Regions from separate parts of the Homo sapiens genome. Here region 2 is linked to region 1. A link is an interaction called in ENCODE POLR2A ChIA-PET data of the cell type or tissue named here. Cell type or tissue: OCI-LY7. All regions are shown on one strand. Links, peaks and the distances in the headings refer to the core of each region. The heading gives the core; the rest is flanking DNA.

Evidence for each region. ChIA-PET counts read pairs that join two places held together with the same protein. Peaks named below come from ENCODE experiments on the same cell type or tissue, not always from the same donor. Only the 100,000 strongest peaks of a DNase experiment are listed, where the experiment ranks them.
Region 2: POLR2A ChIA-PET joins it to region 1 with 5 read pairs; 2 of 35 experiments call an interaction of 5 or more read pairs at or near these places.

The regions. Positions count from the first base shown.
Region 1 is chr10:103,538,808-103,545,201 of GRCh38, forward strand. The region is part of intron 1 of NEURL1 (neuralized E3 ubiquitin protein ligase 1); the gene reads left to right. Among named protein-coding and RNA genes, the nearest start is that of NEURL1-AS1, 25 kb to the left of the region's middle. In OCI-LY7, for the core only: CTCF peaks have their summits at 4,116 (motif pointing left) and 4,322; DNase peaks (open chromatin) are centred at 4,084 and 4,494; H3K4me3 peaks cover 1,109 bases; H3K27ac peaks cover 896 bases.
Region 2 is chr10:103,602,318-103,608,711 of GRCh38, forward strand. It overlaps SH3PXD2A (SH3 and PX domains 2A), which reads right to left. Exons shown (of 15, transcript NM_001394015.1): 14 at 3,481-3,600; 15 at 1-1,472. Among named protein-coding and RNA genes, the nearest start is that of NEURL1-AS1, 88 kb to the left of the region's middle. RefSeq lists an enhancer at 5,047-5,904. In OCI-LY7, for the core only: CTCF peaks have their summits at 3,561 (motif pointing right) and 3,762; a DNase peak (open chromatin) is centred at 3,584.

The DNA.
Region 1 (6,394 bases), core at 1,630-5,629:
CGCTAATTTTCGTAATTTTAGTAGAGGAGGGGTTTCACCGTATTGGTCAGGCTGGTCTTGAACTCCAGACCTCAGGTGATCCACCTGCCTTGGCCTCCCAAAGTGCTGGGATTACAGGCATGAGCCACCGCACCCGTTTTTTTTTTTTTTTCTTTTTCAGACAGGGTATTTCGCTGTTACCCAGGCTGGAGTGCAGTGGTACAATCATGGCTCACTGTAGCCTCGACCTCCCAGGCTCAAGCAATTCTCCCACCTCAGCCTCCTGAGAAGCTGGGACTACAGGCATACACCACCATACTTGGCTGATTTTTGAGCTTTTTGTAGAGACAGGGTTTTGTGATGTTGCCCAGGCTGGTCTTGAACTCCTGGGTTCAAGCAGTCCTCTCACCTTGGCCTCCCAAATTGCTGGGATTAAGGCATGAGCCACTGCACCCAGCCAATGAGCATTTTTTCATGTGCTTATTTGCCAGTTATATATTTACTTTGGTGAAGTGTCTGTTTAAATTTTTGCCCATTATTTTTCATTAGGTCGTTTTCTTATTTTTGAGTTTTAAGAGTTGTTTATATATTCTGGATTCTCTATTAGATATGTGCTTTGCAATGAATTTCTCCCTGTCTGTGGCTAATCTTTTCATTCTCTTAAAAGAGACTTTTCATACTTTTTATGTCCTATTTAAATAAATCACACAGTTTTCTGGCATACCAACCTGTCATCAAGTTTAGGGACAACACGGCTTCTCATTATGGGTGGCAGTTCAGCTGGAGGGAGCAAAGGGGTGTGTGGGGACACCAGGGAAGACACTCCCAGCTTTGAAGTTTCCATGTACTAAGGGCATCAATCAGAATGTTCTCCAGAGGAAATGGAACTCATCTTATGGCTGAGGACCCTGTTTTTAACTTGAGCGTGCAATGTGTCCAATGAAAAGACCACACATTTCAGCTTCTTGTCCAGCTTGGTGTAGGCATGTGACTACATTCTGGTCAATGAGATGCAAATTAGAATTGTTGGGTGGACTTTGAATAAGGCTCCTTTAAAGAGGGGCAGGTAGCTAATATATGTCCTTTGGTTTTGGTTTTCTGTGTTCTTTCTGTTTCTTGCCTGGAATGTGGGCAAGCTGGCTGGAGCTTCAGCTTCTATTTCAGACTATGAAGCAACCTTGCAATGTTATGTGGAAGATGGCGTAGAAAGATGAAAGAAGCCCAGGTCCCTGATAATTACAGAGCTGCCACACTAGCTATGTCTGTGTACCTGCAGACTTCCTATGTTAAAGAAAACACTTAATATATTTTAAAAGCAATGTTATTTCTGTTTTTTATTACTAGCAACCAAATGCAATTCCTCACAGACACAGCTGGTTAACATAGCAGTGCATCAGGAGGAAGTCAGCTGTATTGCATATATGCTTATATCATTGAGATCATAATGTGAGAACATTTTAACCCCTGCTTTTCTGCTTTTAAAATTTTCTTTTATTTTCAGACTTTTTTTTTAAATTTTTTGAGATGGAGTCTTGCTCTTTCACCCAGGCTGGAGCGCAGTGGCCTGATCTCAGCTCACTGCAACCTCTACCTCCCGAGTTCAAGTGATTCTCCTGCCTCAGCCTCCTGAGTAGCTAGGACTATAGCCGTGTGCCACCACACCTGGCTAATTTTTGTATTTTTAGTACAGACAGGGTTTCACCATGTCGGCCAGGCTGGTCTCGAACTCCTGTCCTCAAGTGATCTGCTCACCTCAGCCTCCCAAAGTGCTGGGATTACAGGTGCGAACCACCACGCCCAGCCTTCACACTTATTTTTATCACTACTTTTTTCTCCAGTACCATCACCATCTTCAACTTTATCATCTTGTGCTTAATGTCATTATCATTATGAATAAGAATCATTTTCGTTACCATAACCATCTTTAGAGGATTCTCTTCTTGTTGATGGAGGGTGATTTGTGTATAAAATGTATTTTTTTAAATTAAATATTCCATTGGGGCGAAGTGAGGGGAGGCCGAGGGAGCCTTTGTCATTGAGGAACGTCTGTGGAAAGGGGTGGAATTGGTACTCAGACTTAGGACAGCTTCAATATTCATTGGTCATGGGCCACATCAGTCATTTCTGTGCTGCCAATGGCCAGGGTTGCTCCCACATGGGGATGCCCTCTAGGCATGTAAGTGAAACAACAGGGATGGATTTCAGTCTTCTGCCAGAGTTGGCTGGTAGGGCAGGTCAGGGTCAGTACTGCTTATAAAGAAAGGCAGAAGTAACTGAACTCGATAATGTAAGAAATAAGAAACTGTTGGAGGGTCTTGAGTTGGGGAGTAGCATGGTTTGTGTAGGAAGGATTAGGGATGGGGTGGAAGGGACACACAACTGGGTAGTAGTAGTCCAGGCATGAGGTGATGCAGGTCGTGTGTTAGGCAGGTCATGGGTTAAGTAGACATCAAGAGAGGATTAAACATACATACATACATGCCTACATACATACATAATCAGGGGAAATGCCTGTGTGAAGAAAAATAAGGAGGAAGCTGGGGGAGTCTGGGGGAGCCATCAGACCTCAGTGCAAGTGGGACCCTGAGTGAAGGAGAGGGGTAAGAAAGGAAGGAAGTTTGGTGGGAGCATATCAGACTATAGTGCAATTCTAAGAAAAGTTCTGCAAGACCTTGGAGTATCCTTCAGCCAGAGCCACAGTCCCTGGCCAGTGGAGCCCCACATCTCCCAGGAATGGTCCTGCCTTAATATCCCTGCCACACGCATCACTAGCTGGGGTGAGCTGTGGGAAGCATTGCCTTGGAGCAAACATGGGGATGGACTTCAGAGCTCCACAGCTGGGGCCATCAGTCAAGCGTCCACCCTGCAGTGGAAGATCCAGAGGCCCATTTTCCTGGATGACATGGGGATGACTGGGGTGAGGGACATGAGAAGGTGACTGCTGTTGTCTCAGGCCTATCTATTGCAATAACAAATGCTGGCCTGCACTGACTTAAGCAGTAAGGAGCTGTACTATGCAGAAAACCGGATGTCCCAAGGTGGGTGGCTTTCAGGGTTGGCTGAGTCAAGGCTGTAGGATGAAGTACTTCCCATCTCTCTACTCTGCCATCCTTGGGTTGGTTTCCTTCTAGACCAGTAGTGACATGGCCATGGTGGTCCCAGGAATTGCAGCAGGACACAGTGATATCTGGAGAAAGGAGAACGACCCCTATGTTCTGTGGAGCAAGGATCCCTTTCTCAGAGGGGTTCCAGCACATTTCCCACTGCTGGGAAATCTATGCCTCATTGGCCAGAAGTGGGTCACCTGGCCATTCTTGACCATGTCACTGAGAAGGGGAATGAAACCATTGTGATTGGCTTATTGCCAGGGTATGGCACGCTGGCTGTATGTGAGAATTGCTTGGGGAGCTGGGCCCCACACTTCAGATTTCTCTATGAATTGGTCTAGCGTGGATACTGGGCATCAGTAATTGTTTTTGTTTTTGGTTTTTTTGAGACAGAGTCTCTCTCTTGCCCAGGCTGGAGTACAGTGGCGTGATCTCTGCTCACTTCAGCTTTGACCTCCTGAGCTAAAGCGACCCTCTCATCTCAGCCTTCCAAGTAACTGAGACTACAGACACACACCACCATGCCCAGCTAATTTTTATTTATTTTTTTGTAGGGACAGGGTCTTGCTATGTTACCCAGGCTGGTCTCAAACTCCTGGGCTCTAGTGATCCTCCTGCGTCAGCCTCCCAAAGTGCTAGGATTACAGGTGTGAGCCACCACACTTGGCTCTACCAGTAATTTTATTACCTCCTAGGTGATGCTGATGTGCAACCAGGGCTGAGAACTGCTGTTGTCTTGGGGTGGTGTAGATGTTGGGCATCAGCCACCATGTCCATTACAGTCACTTACTAGTTTTTTGTGGCTTAGACAAGTCACTTACCCTCTTTCAGCTTTGGTTTTCTCATCTGTAAAATGGGGTCTGGCAATAGTTACCTCCTGTGCTTCCTGGGAAGACTGAAACAGTTCGTGAGTGCTCGTAGGCTTTGCAAACTGTAAGTCACTGACACCCGGGGGCTGGCTGCTTATCATTCTTATTCAATTTGGAGGGAAAGCACAGCTCCCTCTGCTGCCAAGAACAGCCAGGGCAGAGATTTCTCTTGAGCACAGCTTCCTGTCATTAAAACAAAAAAACGAAAGAGAAGGGAAAACGACAGACTGGGAAGCCACAGGCAATTGCAGTGGGCTTTTTTCTTCTTGGAAGGCGTGGGTTTGAAGGCGCTGCTATAAATGGTTTATGCAAATGAGCTGGAGGCGCTCTGTCCCCTGCCGCTTTAATCCGGGAGAAGCTGGGAGGGAGCCAGGCACAAGGTTTTCCGCCCCTCCTCCCTGTAGTCCTGCAGTGGGGTGGCTGGGGGCAGGCAGATGCTCTTCTGCTGCCTCCAGGGAAGATGGTCAGATAAGGCTCTGCACTCTGGCTCCCCCATGTTCCAGGACACACCTGGCTGCGTGGCTTCTTGGCTCTTTCTGCTCGAGTGAGCACAGGCTAGTGCTGCCAATAGTACTGCAGGAACAAGGAGGGCCCCCACTGGTGCTGCGAGGTCACGGCCAGGCAATCTGTCACCTTTGGGTCTCACTGGGTCCACAGGGACCTGGGGCACTGGAGAGGAGCAGAAGGGGGAAGAGTAAAGAGCCCGCACCATCGGCTCCAGGCTTTCATCTTCCCTCCCTCCTCCTCCTCTTCCTCTTTTCTTCCTTTCTTCATGAAATCTACTTTGAGCATTATGGAGTGACCACCTTGTCAGATGCTAAGGATCTAGAGATAAAAAGATACCTTTCTACCTTCAGGGTGCTCCCAGTATGGGAAGGGCCTCCTGCCATGGCTGCAGGGCTGGGGCTGCACAGAGGACTGGCTGGACAGCCTTGGAGAGGGATAGTCTGGTCTATTCCATCCCAGGGCATTGGGATGATCTCAGAGGAAAGGCTCTTCTGAGCTGGGGGCTGAAGGTGAGGTGGGAGTGTTTGTGGGACCAGTGCCAGGGAGGGGCACTCCAAGGAGAGGGACAGTGTTCAAAAAGCAACAGACAAGTGATGTGCCATGTTCTAGAACACAACTGGCTCGTGTGCATGGAGCATAGGTACATGGGGTGGGGTAGGGGGGGTCATGGAAGGTGAGGCCAGACACATGGGCTGGGGTCAGTTCACAGAGGACCTTGAATAATCCCCAAAGTGGGGGTCGAGTTTATCCTGATGCTCGGGAGCCACAGGAGGTAGAGGGCTGAGTCGGGCAGAGATGCCCGCCTGGCAGCCCTGCAGAGGGGGACGGAGGCTGGAATGATTGTCCAGAGCAGGATGATGCTGGGGGCCTGAACCATGGGCAGAGCCAGGGGAGGGAAGGAGGGGATGGATTTGAGAAGGACACGGTGACCTCTTGGATGGGGAATCTGGGCTGACACCAGATTTCCGGCCTGGATAACAGAACTCAAGGGATAAACTGGGCCCTGGAACCTTGGGGGTGCCCATGTTGGGTGGGGCCAGGAGGAGGACTGAGAAGCAGTCACTTCCAGTGAAGAATGTGCCGCTGGCCCATCCTGGGTTTCCCACCAGACCCTGGTGGAAGGGGGAATGGGAGAAGGAGCTGCTTCTTCAGACAGTTTAGAAATTCTTGATTGCCTCCCCCCAAATGATCCCCATCCCACATTCCTGATTCAGGGAACTCCTGGTTCAGAGATAAAGTGAACCAGTCCAAAGCCTCTATTTTACAGGTGTGAAAACTGTGTCCCGAGAGGGGACTGACTTGCCCAAGGTCACACAGTGAATTATGGCAGGCAGTGTCATGGTTAGTAAAAAAGGACCCCCAAACAAAGTCTAATGTAGCCCACCTCCTTCACTTGCCCTGAGAACAAAGAGCTCTCTTCCCCAGAGGGAATTGGGCTTGGCTAAGCAGGGTTGAGGTTGTGAGGGGTGCAGCATTTGTTTTAGAGAAGGGAGGGGTTCCCAGGGAAGAGACCTCCTGCCCCTATTTGCCTGCTGGTGGAGCCCAACCCAGGAGCTGCATTTGCTGCCCACATTCTGGAGCCCTGACTGCCACCACCGCCACCAGGAGGGAGAAGCCACGGAGACATTAAAAGGGGCTGCCCTCCCTAAATTCCAGAGCCTCAGGGCCTGCCTGGAACTCAGGAGTTCTGACTGCCAGGGAAGGCTTTGCTTTCTCAATGATGACCCTGCACAGTCCTGGGGTCTCTGAAGGAAGTAATCCCGAAGAGGGAGGTGTCGGGGGACAGGAGCCTGAGAGAAGTTACTGGAAAGGGAAGAAAGGAAGGCGGCGGCAATGAGCCACGGATGAATGTGCAAATTGTGAGATGGGGCAGCTGCAGGGAACAGCTAGGAGCTAGAGCGGTGGGTTTCTGTCATTGCAGTCACCCTGTGG
Region 2 (6,394 bases), core at 1,221-5,220, 63 kb after region 1:
TTCACCGCTGGAGTGCCTGAGGTCTTGCCGAAGCCCCCGGGAGGTTTGGAGGGGATGGGGGGCGTGGCCTTCTTGCTCTGGTTGACGGTGTTCAGTGCTTGGACGCGCCTCTCGATCTTCTCCAGGCTGTCTGATTTGCCTTCGTTCTGCCTGCCCTTGGCGGGCACTGTGTCCAGCTCTTTGCCAGAGGGGTCAGGTTGCTCGTTCTCATCCAGCACCAAATAGTGGGAAGGGGCCCAGCCCTCCAGCTCCCCAAACCTCACATACCACCACCCGCTCTCCTGCTTCTCCAGCACCTGCACCTCCACGCCCGCGGGGAAGCTGATCTCCGAGTCCTGGACCTTCTGGTAGGCGCTGCATGTCATGTACGAGGTGGCTGGCCCTTCCCATTCCTTCTTGGTGGGACATGGGGGAGTGGTGGCTGGGAGGGTGATGAGGTCGGATGAGCTTCTCCTAGACCCCTCACTGGGAGCCTCGGAGGCCGTCTGCGGGGGCAGCTCCGAATCCTCACTCTTGGAGCCCTTGAGCCCTCCACGGAGCTGGCCTGTGGGTCTCAGCTGGCGCCGTAAAGTGCTGATGTCCATCTTCTCTTGGCTCTGCGACTCTGCTCGGTTTAGGAATGGCTTGGGCCGGACCGATGGCTTGGCCCGGGGACAGGAGGTCAGCCCAGCGTTCGCATCAGCATCCTTCTTTGCCCTGACCTTGGGAGTGCCGCGGATGCCTGCGTCCGAAGCAGAGCGGGGCTTCAGGTCGCCACTGGTTTTGGACAAGGAAGAGGAGGAGGAGGAAGAGGAGGAGCAGCAAGTGGTGTTGATGGTGATGGATGAGGAAAAGGAGGCTGAGGAGTGGTTCTTCCCCATTTCTGCCTGGGCATTCTTCTCTGCCTTGAGCTTTAGGAGTGATGATGACTTGGGGGAGCCTGATTTGGGGGAGTTTTTCCTGGTCAGGGACAGCGAGGAGCTGCCTGGGGAGTCGCTGTCCCCGGAGGAGCCTCTGGCTGACAGGGTGTCCTCTGCATATGGCCGGAAGCCCTCATTCTCATAGATGGTCTCCTCTTCCAGGGCCACATCCTCTGAAGACTCACCCACCTTGAAGCGGGCCCGCTGCAGAGAAGAGGCCGGCGAGGGCCGGTGGGGCTGGGCAGGCCGCCTCTCCCCTGAGGCTCTGTCCTCCACGGGCTCCTCGCTCAGCTCAGGCTCTGAGTCAAAGCCGAATGCAGGGATGTCATACTCAGGCTCCTCATACTTGAGCTTCCGCGGGGAGTCCTGGCTCTCACTGGCCCCCGTAGGGCCCTCCTCGGCCTCCTTGGGCTTGCTGGGGGGTGCTGGCGGGGGCACCTTGGGCCGGGTCAGCGTGCTTGTGCGGCGGCTCAGGTTGGGCTTCTTGCGCTTATCGATGTATGATGCGGGGGCCCAGCCCTCCTTCTCACCGATCTGCACGTACCACCAGCCACCTGAGTTCTTATCAATGACCTGGGGTACGAGTGCAGACAAGCCAGTGAGTTGGGAGGATCTGGAACCCTATGACATCCCAAGGTAGGAGTATCATACTTTGGCTCTGGGATAAATTATCTCCATTTTACAGATAATAAACCGAGCCACTGAGTAAGTGGCCCAAAACCCAATATAGTAAATAATGCACCAGAATTCAAACCTAGGTCTCTATCATCTCATGGTTGGTGGGTTCCCACTTGCCAAGTTCCCTCCCTGATCCTCCATGTCTGTGTTAACAGCCGGGTTGAGCTGGCCCACTCTGCCTCCCCCTAAACTGCACTGTTCCCAGTCCCTACAATCCTGCCAGTAGACTAAGGACACGTATGAAGAAAACACTGCCCTTCTGCTGCCCCTTCCCTCCTCGTACCCTCGATGTTGCTAGGTCCTCCCTTTGAGTTCCTTGAAAGGGTCTCTAGGGTCAGAAGAGTATGGGAAGATGCAGATGAAGTGACCTGGGAGGTACAGGCCCGAGGCCAGAGCCTCTCTGCAGAGCCTTTCCCCAGGATCCACCCGCTGTGGTCATCTTACTGGAATCCCACTGAAATCCCACTAGCTGAAGAGATTTCTTTGGGTTGATTGGTTTCCTGTAGGAAGGGCAGGGGGCTTTCAGTCATTTCCATGTTAGTATAAACTGGTTTAAGGAGCTTCTTCCTTAACTTCTGGAGATCAACCAATGGCCAAAAGTGTGGCTGCTGGTTGTGCTGGGGTCCATTTGGACTGGGGAACATAAAGGGCAGATAACTGGGGATTGTGGGACACTCCTGGAGGAAAAGGTCCTGGGGTGGGGAAGGGGTAGCGTGAAAACACTGGCACTATGGGAAGAGGGCCAAGGAGGGAGGGAAAGGTGAAGAATGCAAAGGCAAGAAGAGACCAGTCCTCTGCATCCCCCACTAGAAGAGAAAGATTTTCTCCTTCTTTGGGTCCTACATTCTGTCCTTCACCCTGCCCCAGCCCTGTACCTACAGTTCAAGCACAGGTGGCTCCTGAGCCTGACAGTTCTGCCACATTATGCTCTTTACAGACTCTCCTGGAAACCTCAGTACAGAGAGAATGATTTTTCTTGGAAATTTAGTTGCAAGTTCCAGGCATGTGATTTAAAACATTCACATTGGGAATGTCACTGCTTTAGAGGCAGAGACTGCCCAATGAGTCTGACAGGTTCACTTGTATTAGATGGAGTTAACTCAATTACTACACAAAGCCACTCAGAGAATTGACTAAGTTACAGCTCTTCTCTGCTGCCGGGAATACCATGCTCAGCCCCAGCCACAAAATAGAGTGGCATGAATGCTGGAAGACATGCTGGGGGGTGGAGGGGCGTCCCAGGATCTATCACCCTGTTTTGCAGAGAGAAATGCTTAAAGTTGGGGGTGGCGGGTGAGAGAAGTGACTGCATCAAAGGCCAGGGGTCATGTGGTGTGGACTTGGCCAGAGCCCAGGTCCCCAGTATCTCAGTCTACCTGCCTGGTCCACATCCTCCTAACAACACTTCCTGATGTGGCTTCTGCAGGATCCTGGCCCTGAGATGTTCCTGGGAGAGAAAGCTTGTGGGGTTGGGCAATGCTGTCTATTCTAGACCCCTTGTAGGTGACACTCCCAGTGACATCCTTGTATCCTAGGCTCTGGGAAGCCCTGCAATTAAAACAACAAATGGGTTGGATTTTGTTTAATCCACTGTCCTGCAAGCTCATTTGACCAAAGAAGCCCTTTGTTTCAAGGCCCCCCTGTCACAAGCTCCTGCACATGCTCTGGGAAATGTTGTGAGACAAGCCCTGTGAGCTCAGGGTGGAGCGTGAGAGCTGGGATCTAGTTTAGGCCATGGCACTGGCCAGCGCCAGGCAGATGCTCATCTTTGTGGGGCTCATTTCTGTACCTTTCCTGCCTGCCTGCCCCTCAGGAATCTTACTAGCAAGGCCTAAAATGGGAAATGCAGTAGGTTTTCCACCACAATGAGTTAAAACCCTCGGCCTCATGGCCCAAGGCTTACCTCTGCCTTCTGTCCACCCCGAAAGCTGATGCCATCGGAAATGCACGACTGGAATTCGGCAATGGTGTAGTACTCCACCTCAACAGAAGGGGGCTCTGGTGGCTTTGGCAGTTGGAACCCCTAAGGTTAAGGAACACACAGTGGGCAAAACCCGCCTAAATCAGAAGAGTAACTTGGCCAAGGGTTGGTCCCCACTCAGTCCCCAGGGGGTGCGGATGGCCGTTTACACCAGCTGGACAGCAGCTGGCCTGAGTACGTATCTATCATGGGAGTCTCAGGGTATATATCGCCAGGGGACTACTCTGATGAGGCTTTCTAATAATACTCAGGACTCACGGAAGACTTGTCTGAGCTATCAAAATTCTCACATTACTATTACTATCATCATCATCATCATCATCATCATCATCATCATCATCATCATTACTCTGAGATAGGGTCTTGCTTTGGGACCCAGGCTAGAGTGCAGTGGAGTAATCAGAGCTCACTGCAGCCTCCATCTCCTGGGCTCAAGTGATCCTCCCACTTCAGCCTCCCCAGTAGCTGGGACTACAGGCACACACCACCACACCTGGTTAATTTTTTTTTTTTTTTTTGGTAGAGATGGGCTCTCTCAGGATCTGGAAGAATTTGCTAAAAAAAAAAAAAAAAAAAAAAAAAAAGCTCTCCCCCTCCCCCTCCCCTTCCCTCTCCCTCTCCCCACGGTCTCCCTCTCCCTCTCTTTCCACGGTCTCCCTCGGATGCCGAGCCGAAGCTGGACTGTACTGCTGCCATCTCTGCTCACTGCAACCTCCCTGCCTGATTCTCCTGCCTCAGCCTGCCGAGTGCCTGCGATTGCAGGCGCGCGCCGCCATGCCTGACTGGTTTTCGTGTTTTTTTGGTGGAGACGGGGTTTCGCTGTGTTGGCCGGGCTGGTCTCCAGCTCCTAACCGCGAGTGATCCGCCAGCCTCGGCCTCCCGAGGTGCCGGGATTGCAGACGGAGTCTCGTTCACTCAGTGCTCAATGGTGCCCAGGCTGGAGTGCAGCGGCGTGATCTCGGCTCCCTACAACCTCCACCTCCCAGCCGCCTGCCTTGGCCTCCCAAAGTGCGGAGAGTGCAGCCTCTGCCCGGCCGCCACCCCGTCTGGGAAGTGAGGAGCGTCTCTGCCTGGCCGCCCATCGTCTGGGATGTGAGGAGCCCCTCTGCCTGGCTGCTCAGTCTGGAAAGTGAGGAGCGTCTCTGCCCGGCCGCCATCCCATCTAGGAAGTGAGGAGCGCCTCTTCCCGGCCGCCATCCCATCTAGGAAGTGAGGAGCGTCTCTGCCCAGCCGCCCATCGTCTGAGATGTGGGGAGTGCCTCTGCCCTGCCGCCCCGTCTGGGATGTGAGGAGCGCCTCTCCCCGGCCGCGACCCCGTCTGGGAGGTGAGGAGCCTCTCTGCCCAGCCGCCCCGTCTGGGAAGTGAGGAGACTCTCCGCCTGGCAACCGCCCCGTCTGAGAAGTGAGGAGCCCCTCCGCCCGGCAGCCGCCCCGTCTGAGAAGTGAGGAGCCCCTCCGACCGGCAGCTGCCCCGTCTGGGAAGTGAGGAGCGTCTCCGCCCAGCAGCCACCCCGTCCGGGAGGGAGGTGGGGGTCAGCCCCCGCCAGGCCAGCCGCCCTGTCCGGGAGGTGAGGGGCGCCTCTGCCCAGCCGCCCCTACTGGGAGGTGAGGAGCCCCTCTGCCCGGCCAGCCGCCCCGTCCGGGAGGGAGGTGGGGGGGTCAGCCCCCTGCCCGGCCAGCCGCCCCGTCCGGGAGGTGAGGGGCGCCTCTGCCCGGCCGCCCCTACTGGGCAGTGAGGAGCCCCTCTGCCCGGCCACCACCCCGTCTGGGAGGTGTACCCAACAGCTCATTGAGAACGGGCCATGATGACAATGGCGGTTTTGTGGAATAGAAAGGGGGGAAAGGTGGGGAAAAGATTGAGAAATCGGATGGTTGCCGCGTCTGTGTAGAAAGAAGTAGACATGGGAGACTTTTCATTTTGTTCTGTACTAAGAAAAATTCTTCTGCCTTGGGATCCTGTTGATCTGTGACCTTACCCCCAACCCTGTGCTCTCTGAAACATGTGCTGTGTCCACTCAGGGTTAAATGGATTGAGGTCGGTGCAAGATGTGCTTTGTTAAACAGATGCTTGAAGGCAGCATGCTCGTTAAGAGTCATCACCACTCCCTAATCTCAAGTACCCAGGGACACAAACACTGCGGAAGGCCTCGGGGTCCTCTGCCTAGAAAAACCAGAGACCTTTGTTCACTTGTTTGTCTGCTGACCTTCCCTCCACTATTGTCCTATGACCCTGCCAAATCCCCCTCTGCGAGAAACACCCAAGAATGATCAATTTAAAAAAAAAAAAAAAAAAAAGAACACAGGACAGAGGCAGACCCACCAGCAGGGAGAACACCACGTGAAGCCTGGAGTCAGGCTTCCGGAGTCCCGGAAGCCGGGAGAGAGGCGGGGAACAGGTCCTCCTCCCACGCCTTCCCAGGGAACGAGGCCCTGTCGGCACCCTGATCTCCTCGCCCCTAGAACTGGGAGACAACACGTTTCTGCTGTTAAGCCACCCAGTGTGTGGTACTTTGTTACAGCAGCCCCCAAAAATAAAGACACCATTCCATGTCAAGAAAAAAAAAAAAAAAAAAAAGAAAAATTGTGTTGGGATTTAAATTAGAATTTCATCGAATTTACAGATTAGGGATAAAATTGAATAATACCGAGTCTTCTCATCCATAAATGTACCTTATTTCCATTCTGCCAGGCCTTCAATTCATTTTTGTGATTTTTCTTCATCAAAATATTGCACATTTTAATTAAATTATTCTATTCTTTAAAAAAAAAAAAAAAAGAGAAAAAAACTAGAGACAGGGTTTTGCCTGGTCTCAAACTCCTGGGCTCAAGCAATCCT